Regions from separate parts of the Homo sapiens genome. Here region 2 is linked to region 1. A link is a loop called in an ENCODE intact Hi-C map of the cell type or tissue named here. Cell type or tissue: ascending aorta. All regions are shown on one strand.

Evidence for each region. Hi-C counts contacts between places; a loop is a spot of excess contacts. Peaks named below come from ENCODE experiments on the same cell type or tissue, not always from the same donor. Only the 100,000 strongest peaks of a DNase experiment are listed, where the experiment ranks them.
Region 2: a loop joins it to region 1, with 3.0 times the contacts of the local background. A loop is called at or near these places in 2 of 110 quality-filtered maps.

Annotation. Positions count from the first base shown.
Region 1 is chr11:124,667,283-124,672,282 of GRCh38, forward strand. It overlaps SIAE (sialic acid acetylesterase), which reads right to left. Exons shown (of 10, transcript NM_170601.5): 2 at 2,078-2,239. Among named protein-coding and RNA genes, the nearest start is that of SIAE, 4.0 kb to the right of the region's middle. In ascending aorta, a CTCF peak has its summit at 2,023 (motif pointing right); a DNase peak (open chromatin) is centred at 2,079.
Region 2 is chr11:124,113,134-124,118,133 of GRCh38, forward strand. VWA5A (von Willebrand factor A domain containing 5A) reads left to right here and starts at 2,317. Exons shown (of 19, transcript NM_001130142.2): 1 at 2,317-2,349; 2 at 3,433-3,547; 3 at 4,364-4,421; 4 at 4,540-4,742. The coding sequence starts at 4,379. In ascending aorta, no CTCF peak of the experiment used is centred here; a DNase peak (open chromatin) is centred at 2,308; H3K4me3 peaks cover 3,146 bases; H3K27ac peaks cover 1,767 bases.

The DNA.
Region 1 (5,000 bases):
CAGGACATCCTGCAAGTCACTGACGGCATTTAGATCCAACAGAGAAGCATGTCTCAATCAGCTGAAGCTTCCCTTTCGGTCTTTTAGTTTACCCAACAACATTCTTACCTTAAAAAGTCTTAAAACCCAAGAATTAGAAGCACTTACCTTACATCAATGCCTGGCATATAGTATTTTTAAATGTTTGCTGAATGGAAATGAATTTTGAAGAGACTGCATCAGGGTCTGGATCACTCGGGATTGGATCATCAGTTTTGTATACTGATAAAACCAACCAGACAATCCTTGCTTTCGGGGGCCAGTACAATTCCCACAAGCATCCCTGTCACATATATATGCTAGCCATTGCTCAAACCACCAATTTGTACCTGAACTCCACCTCCACCTCTGAGCAGCCTCCTCATCTGTCTCATTCGCACCTCCACATCACACAGCTATAGCGCTATCTGTAACATCCAGCCCTGAGCATGCCTTCCTTCATCCCATAACTTCTAGCTTTGCCTCCTCCACACCGGCTTCTATATCTTTATCTCTTCTAGACAGAGACTCACTCCTTTGTAATATCTCCCTGCTCATGAAAACTGCTAATTCTCACCTTCCTGAACATCCCCACAGCCACTCTATGAGGTCAAACCCTCATCATCTCTTGCTTGGATATCACAGCAGCCTGCCCACCACCTCTATCTTACTGATCTCCAATCCATCTTCCACAGTGCTGCCACAGCGAACTTTCTAAAATATCTATCATATTCTTTTGCTGTTTAAAAATCTGTCCGTTTAGAATAAAACATACACTCCTTAGCAATGACAAACAAGTCTCCCTGTCTTTCCAACCTATCTCCTGTCATCTGCCCAGTCACACACCCCCCAGTGTTCCAGACCAACCAACCTGCCTGGCATCTCTCCCATGGCCCAGGTACACTCAGGCCTCCATGCTTTTGCCAGGCTATTCTCACTACCCAGTGTGCCCTGCTCACCTCTCAAGATGAGCCTCAGACTACGTAATTATCCCTACTCTCTACAAAGCACTCCCATCGCACCTTGTTCTTCCTCACTGTGGCACTTATCACACTTAACGATAACTGCTTACTATCTTCCTGTCTAACCTGCATGCCTCATTAAGGAAGAGGACATATCTGTTTTACTCATCACTGTATCACCAGTACCTAGCACAGTATCGGGCACATAGTAGGCTCTCAATAGATATTTGAATGACTGACTAAATAATAATAGTAATAGTTACAATCATGACTGCTAAAACTGACTCTGCACTTGTGTGCCAGGCACTGTTACAAGTCTTTACCAGTGTTAATTCGTTTAATTCTCACAGTAATCCTGTAGGTATCATGACGATCTCCATTTCACATATAAACTGAGACATGGAGATGTTATATTACATGTCCAAGATTATTCAGCCGTATAAATGACAGAATCAGGGCCTGAAAGCAGTGACTTCCAGAGCCTTAGACTACCAATATGAAGTCTTACATTCTTACATTATGGCACTCTCAGTAAATGATGCTGACTTAGAAATCCAAAGAACTGCTGGTTCTAATATATTGGTTTAAAAATAAGAAATGGGATTTACATGGTGCTAGTCTTGGGTTTTAAGACTTTTTAAGGTAAGAAGGTAAGAAGGTTGTTGGGCAAGGACTACCAGAGTTCTTACCCTCTCCTCCATACTGCCTCTCCTCTATATATGATTCAGCTCAAATACCATCTTCTGTGGAAACCTTCCCTTACCACCCAGTCTGAGTTCAATGTTTCTCCTCTGTACCCCAAGACACCCCACATGTACCTTCATCATAGCATTCATCACGCTGTCCTATATAACTTGGTATCTATTCCCATTATTCTGTAAGTTCCTTGAGAACAGGAACTTTGACTCAGTCTTATTTTTGTTTGTATCCTCAGTGCCTAAGCACATGGCAAATATTCAAATAACTTTTATGGATGAATGGACAGACGGATGTAGGGACGGATGGATAATGTGAGCTACAGCATTAGCATTCATTTTCAGATAATCCAGCAGGTGGCAGAAGAGGGCAATAGCTGAACGGAAGATGGGCTGCCTTACCTTTCACACTGGTCACTTTCTTCATGATGGTTTCCTGACCTTGGCGCAGGGTCACGGTCACTGTGGCTCCAGGTGTACCGAAGCCCCATATCACTGCCCCAGCAGGCTCCTTCTGCAGCACCATATCATTATTGATGTATGAAGCAAAGCGAAAACCAATACCTAAAAAATTTAACAAACACTGAGGGAAGCATCATCGGAGAGATATAGCACCAACTGGATCAAGTGAAACAGCAAAGAACATACAGTCTTTATGCAAGAGAATTTTAACATACTAAGTCCCTTTAATCGTCTAAAACTGGCTCTTCTTCCTCCTAATTAGGCAAGCAACATAACAAGAACAGTTTCCAACAGTATGCATCATAGCACATGATGACCACTAAGGAAAATTCCCAGAGCCCAAGGCAACCAATGGACCATAGTCTTCCCTCTCCTTCAGAGCTCTTGATCTTTTTTTGCTCTTGGGCTTGGCCCTAACGCTGGGCTCTCTCCCGCAAAATCACTAAAATGCTCCTTTCATGCACCTATAGATGGTGTTTATGAGAAAAATAAACCACTTCCTTTCCCTACTTTCCATTACCACACCTGCTCCTAATGACTGGGAATAAAACAGCATGCCTCTCTCCAAACAGCCTTCCCTAATCTTTTTCCCCTTCTCTATCTCCCCTTTTCTATGCCACTAATGCCAATTTCCTTCAAATAATGCCCCTTATCATGGTTTTTTGACAACCCAGTGTACTGCATCAAAAATTCTAAATAAGCCCTTATAAATACTCATGACAAGTCAGCTTCCTTCTCAGGTAAATTCAAATAAATCAAGACACATAAATAAGGTCAGTGAGAGATAGAAGGTCAACATGTCTGAACAAAGGTCTTCTGTCACAATTTTACCCATTCCACAAGCTAAATTATACTAAAAGGACAAGAGAAAGCACACTAGAAACTGGATTCTATTCTAGAGAGTCACTAACAAGACTGAATAAGAACTCGCTTTAACGACATCATTCCTATTTTTAACATCCAGCCTATATAAAAGTATTTTATTAATACAAACATCCATCCAAATTATCTCAGCGTGTTCCTCATCAAAACTTAACAAGGAAAAAAATAAAACAAATTATATCCCAATTTATCTGAATAAAACAGACCCCAAACTACCTAAAATAATTAACAAAATTTAGATCTTTTTAAGCATTTTAAACAAAAATGATAGGCAGAAAAGAGAACCAGAATTAACAAGGCTGACATTTTCCTCCCTGGAAGCTACAAATGATGAGGGCCCCTTCGGCTATACTTAACAGGGCAGCACAGCTAATGGAGTCGCCTACACAGCTCCGTGGCCTATTTATCCTGCTCTTGGAATAACAGCCCAGTCCCTAAAAATCCTCAGCGCTCTCTTATGAGCTAGTGTGATCAAGAAACCTACATGACAATGAAAGATCACCCAGAAGGCCTACTGGGCTGGAGATGCACGGTTACCATGAGCAAAATGCTCTAAGAAAAGAATACAACGCCCCAGAATTGCATAAGCAGGTTGGCAGCCTGCTGGAGGGAAGGGGGAGGCACATGTGTGGGAGGGCCTTGTCTTGGGTAGGTGCTTCATATGGAACCAAAAAAAGGAAAACCACAGACATAAATAAGAGCTAAGTAGAGAGAGGGTGGGGGTAGGGGAATGGCTGCAGCTTGCACATTTGTGTGCAGTCAGTAGTCCATAGGCTAGGGGAAATACCTTCCCAAGTCTGTCTGTTTTCACCAACATACACTTAGTGAACATCTTTGTGGATGACTCTGTGCTGGGCTAAAGAGTTTTAGAGGTGGAAAGGATCTTCATAATCGTAGTATAAACACGCTACTTACTGATCAAGAAGTATAATCATATTACTGATCAAGTAACTGAGACCAAAGCAGATGAAACAATTTTTTAAAATAGCTTGCATGTTCATTAGTTAATTCAACAAATATTTATTGATGCCTACTATTTTAAGCATTGGGGATATAACGATGAAAAAATAATAATAATAATAGCAGGCAAAAATCCTTGCCCACAGGGAGCTTCCATTCTACTAGAGACTTTACCTGTGGCAGGCACAGTGCTAAACACACCACAAACATTAATGTTCTTTGGTCTCAAATCACACAGTTTATGACAAGTTAGAAAACAAGTCACTTGATTCCAAAGTTGAAATTCCCACTTTGCCGAAATTAGATACTTGTGGCAAATCAAAGAAAAAATCATATTCCTCATCTTTGTAAAGTTTAAATTCTAAGTTCATTAGAGTAGACAGTGGAACATCAAGGAATTGTGCAATGGACAAAAAAAAAGAGAGAGAGAATGAGAAAGAGAGCAAGGCTGGTCATTCCTTGTGCCAAACACAAGACACATACATTTACCATTTGATTTCTTGTTTGTTTGTTTTTTTGAGACAGAGTCTTGCTCTGTCACCCAGGCTGGAGTGCAGTGGTGCGATCTCAGCTCACTGCAACCTCCGCCTCTGGGGTTCAAGCGGTTCTCCTGCCTCAGCCTCCCGAGTAGCTGAGATTACAGGCATGTGCCACCACACCTGGCTAATTCTTTTTTTTTTTTTTTTTGATATCTTTAGTAGAGACGGGGTTTCACTACGTTGGCCAGGCTGGTCTCGAACTCCTGACCTCATGATCTGCCCACCTTGGCCTCCCAAAGTGCTGGGATTACAAGCATGAGCCACCGCGCCTGGCCAATTTTTTTGTATTTTTAGTAGAGACGGGGTTTCGCCATGTTGGCCAGGCTGGTCTTGAACTCCTGACTCTAAGTGATCCGCCCACCTCAGCCTCCCAAAGTGCTGGGATTAAAGGTGTGAGCCAACATTTGGATTTTTTAGGTCTTCAGTTTTTTCCTTCATTTGGGGCTGGAGTAGAAAAACAGGAATTAGTGTTATGGGGAAGA
Region 2 (5,000 bases), 550 kb before region 1:
CAGAAATGAGACAATGACCGAAACGACTTATTGAAAGCCTGTTCTGAACCAATGCTAAGCACTCTATGACAAACAGCCTTTTTATTTCAGGAAGGGAAATGGCTCTCAGAAGAACTGAAGAAAAATAAGTAGCAAACTATGATCAACATAATCAACACACACCGGCATAATTCAGGGCACATGTGTTACAGTGGTGGGCGCTAAAATAAATTGGATATTGTTCTCATAATATGCAGATTTCTATTTCCATTATAAGCAAATGTGCTTTTCATATTCTGAAGAAGATAGTTTCCTTAAAAGTCTACTTTTTAATTAATCATAATCAAATGTATTAGGGTAAGATAAGGACCCAAAGAGCTGTTATAAACCATGGAGAAATTTGTTACTTTATCCTGTAAAATTCTGTGATGATACAGTGGCTTGCTCTATGAGAGTCTCAGGGGCTCAGGATCTTTCTGTCTTGTTGCTTCTCCATTTTTAGGGGAAATGCTCCAGGCTTTATGATCTAGTCTTTATGGTTCAAGCTGGTTCAGTTACCTGCATTCACACCAATGAGCAGGAAGAGGGTAAAGTGAATGGGAAGCCATCCTCTTTTCTTTGAAAGGGCATGACATGGTGTTGCACTTATTTCTTGTACCCTATGGGCCAGAGCTTAGTTACAAGGCCACACCAGCTTTAAGGGAGGCTAGGCAATGTTTTTATTCTGAATGGTCATAGACATTGTGAAACTTGGGGTTCCTGTTAGTATAAAAAAGAAGGTGAGAATCAACCTTGAGGAATGCCTGGCAACACTAAGACAGACTTTTAAGTGAAGATATCTCATCTATATCGGTTTAATTGTGTATATTGTGCTAGGTTATGGGAATTTTCACATAGTTGTTTTTTCAACAACCAGCAACTTCTGTGTGTTTCCTGATTCAGTGCCCTCTAACCACGCTGCATGCCTGGTCTGTGGCAGACTTTTAGTGCTAAGCTCTAAGCCCAGCAGGATCAGATGATGAACTCTGCCCACGTTTCCAGCTCCTCCCTTTTGTTGCTCAGATGTTTCGGCCAATGGAAAGAAGGCACAGTCACAAGGAACAATACCAGACATGATTTCTCTCCAGAGAAAAGGATAATTTCCTCTCATAATTAGTTCAGTACATGTAAAAAACATGGTTGTAGGGCCTAGTACTGATAAAATAGAATTTGTGCTTATATTATGCTTTACTATATATGCATATATTACATGCATGTAACTGTATATACATGCATGGGTGTACATATATACACATATATACATCTATGCATGCACATCCATGTATATAAATGTGTATGTGGGTGTATATATATAAAGTATATAAATGTGTGTGTGTGTGTGTGTGTGTGTGTATATATATATATATATATATATATATAAAACTTTTATAGCCACTAAGATTCATTAGATCTCACAAAAACAATCAGTGGAGGTTTGTCATTATCCCCGTTTCAGATGAGAGAACAAATAACTTGGGGAGAGTTATTTGTATATAACAAATATCTCACAAAAACAAGTATATAACCAGTATATAACAAGTATATCCACAAAAAATACATCACAGAGACCAAAATCAAGCTGTGTTTTCCATATGTATCATGTATTCTTTATCCTATAGATTCTCGACAGCAATATGACACTTTAAGTCTCAGATTTAATAGGTTGTTTTGAAATAGAGAAGCCATGGGGACCTTGATCGCTTCTAATGTCCTTTAGCCAGGTAAATGAGCATAGACATTCTCAGTTACTTACATCGTTAACCCAAACATTTGGTTTCAGGATCCCATAAGCGACCCATGACAGGAAGACTTGGGCTTCCCTGGCTAGAGCTTCTCTCATTAGAGCAGATGTGTGTGCCTTGCACTATCTCCTTATCTTTCCCCCTGCTGTAGGGGAGGGGCAACTTGGGGGAAAATGACTCACATTAGAGATAAGGTGTCAATGATATAATCTCCATAAAGCTTTGATTAACAGGGCCCAGGACACAGTAAGCCTTTGGCAATTAAGCTTTTACAAAAATATGCAGTTTTTAATGTCATTGTTGTTGTTCCTGTTGCAGCATTTTCCCTTGCCCTCTTTGCCTGTTCTCTGATTGTTCCTTAGCAAAGAGCAAAGAAAAAAACCAAACGTTCCAAAGTCGAAGACTTTTCCTTTGATACAAACAAGCGAAAGTTCGATTATTTGTTCAATAATTTTCCGTTGATCCCTTAGTCTTGTAGTCGCTACTTTATAACCGGTCCCTAGAAGGGGGCGGTTCTTTCCGGAAATTATGACTGCAGCTGTTTTCACTCCGCTGTGACTCAGAGCGCTCCGGGCTGCAGGAGAGGAAGGTAGGGGACCAAGCTACCGGTGCAGGGCCTGGATCCAACCCCTGCTCTGGAAGACTGAGAGCTCCACATTCTAGCTCCCTTTCCCCAGTCCCCAAATTTGTAGGGGCTCCTTGAATTGCACGCCCCATGGGTGGAGGATTTCATCCTGATGTATGATCCCCAGGAAGGTTCCTGCAAGTTTGGCAGTTTAGGGGAATCTTTTGGAGGTTGAAGGAGGGATTTAGCCATCTCCTAATCTCAAGGCCCTTCTTCCTACTTTCCTTCTCTTTTACTTTACTTTTTTTCCCGCTTTCTTTCTTTGATATAGACAATTGATGTTTTCTCAGTTTCAGGATAGTGTAAGCTGAGGAAATGAGGCTGTAAGCCTCATCTACTCCAATCAGTTGCAGCCCCTAAGCCCTTCTCTATAGAAATGTAAGAGACCGACGCAGTCTCTTCTGTAAATACGTGGACATTGGAAATCTAGGACTGAATGGAAAGGTTAAATCAATCTCTGATTTTATCCAAGCCCCACTTCTTACCCCAAATCTCCTCCTTGTCTGGTTCCGAGTTCTCCACTTCACCCCTGCCACAGGCCGCAGGGGTGTGTGTGGCCGGTGGTGCCACCCAGCTCCCCTCCCACCCTCCTAGCTGCTGAGCGGCTGGTGCTGGGACTCTGCATTCCTGAAGCAGCTACCTGGCTAGGCCGGAAGCCTTGTATTCTCCCAGCTGCCTCAGATTCATGGCTTTCAGCTTGGTGGCCAGTCTCTACCTAAGCCTTGCAAGTTGCCTTTCTGAAGTGCCATCCTGAGAGACAGAACTAATTCTGACCCAAACTAATTTTGTTTGTACTGGGAAGAGTGGGGGCAAGGGTGCAGAATAGCAAGTTTTCCTCAACGGAGGATTTGTTCTGAGCTTAGAATCAGGAAGCGAAGGCTATTTCCTTGTAGGGGTGCCCTTTGCGTCTCTCTCTCTTTTACTCTAGCCACCTTGGTGAGTATTGCCCAGCCTGAGAGCTTCTCTTTCAGCTGTTTTACTCCTGTGTGAGTCTCCTGCTTTAGGCTCTCTGCTTAATGTGTTATTAGAAATTCTTCCCTCCCCCAGCCCAGCCTGTTCTACCAGAGAACTTGCCCAGGTCAGAGGTCTGCGTAGAAGCCCTTTTCTGAGCATCCTCTCCTCTCCTCACACCTGCCACTGTCCTCTGCGTTGCTGTCGAATTGTGAGTCATTTTGCCACACTCAGTTTTTATCCAATTTCTCAAAATAAAAACAGATATGGAATGAAAAGCCTGATTTATTGGTGCTGTTTAGTGGGGGTGCAAATGTAGGCTATGTGCCTATATAATATTTAAATATATTAGAATATCTTGGATGGATACAAACAAATATACTCGTATCTTTTAATTTTGGGTCCCAAAAGAAAAGCCACAAGGTAAATGGCCTGTGGCAGGAGTCCATCTTGAATCACACAGCTTCTCACATGCAGCGCGTCTCTGAATGCCATGATCCAAAGTGAATGGTGGCAGAGGTTTATTGATTAACAGTAACAACAATAATAGGGACAATAGTGATGTCTGTCATCATTGATTAAATGCCTCCTATGGCCCATGTGCTATTGTAGGGACTTCACATGTATTAATTCACATACGATGTGTGGATATTATACTACTCATTTTGGAAAGAAAATACTGAGGCTCAGAGGGATTAGTGACACCTACTCCATATGCCCAAGGAGTGGTGAATTAAATACACTTTTGAGAAAGTGGAATTGGTATTTGAACCAGCCTCAGGGTGTTTCAGAGATTTCCTGTTTAGTAGATACCAGTGAATCTTACACCTTCCCCACCTGGGACTGCCATTTAAAAGGACCCTTATGACTGAAATCTTTGTCTCCTTTTTTTTAAAGGTTCCAACTTCCTAACTCCAACATTAACCCTTTGAATGTATTCTTATGCCAGAGAAAGGCACATAAAGTACTGGTGTTTGAACAGATAACTTCCAACATGTCCTCTGTTTGTGATATGTCTTTTCTGCAGAAATCTTGCATCACCATGGTGCACTTCTGTGGCCTACTCACCCTCCACCGGGAGCCAGGTAAGCCTAATTTGTGACTCTTACTTGCCATTGAATCTTTGGCACCTATCACAAGGCTTGATCTACAAGGAGGCAATCTATTGAAGCTTGATGAACTTGAACTCTGGTCTATCTCCAGTGCCGCTGAAGAGTATCTCTGTGAGCGTGAACATTTACGAGTTTGTGGCTGGTGTGTCTGCAACTTTGAACTACGAGAATGAGGAGAAAGTTCCTTTGGAGGCCTTCTTTGTGTTCCCCATGGATGAAGACTCTGCTGTTTACAGCTTTGAGGCCTTGGTGGATGGGAAGAAAATTGTAGCAGAATTACAAGACAAGATGAAGGTAGTAGAGATTACCTCCTCCCTTCTTATTACATTACCTCCTCCCTTCTTATTTCCTTAATGCATACTCTTTATGATCTCTACTAAATGTACCTTCACAAAACATGCTGATGTTGAAAGCTCTTTCTTCCACTCTTTTCTAACTGCCATTTTTCTAAAATCATTTGGGGAAAGAAATCAATCAGAGGCATTCAGAGTATAGCTGTGATTAGACAAGACCAATCACACAGTCGCTCTGCACTGCTCGTCTCTTTTTCAG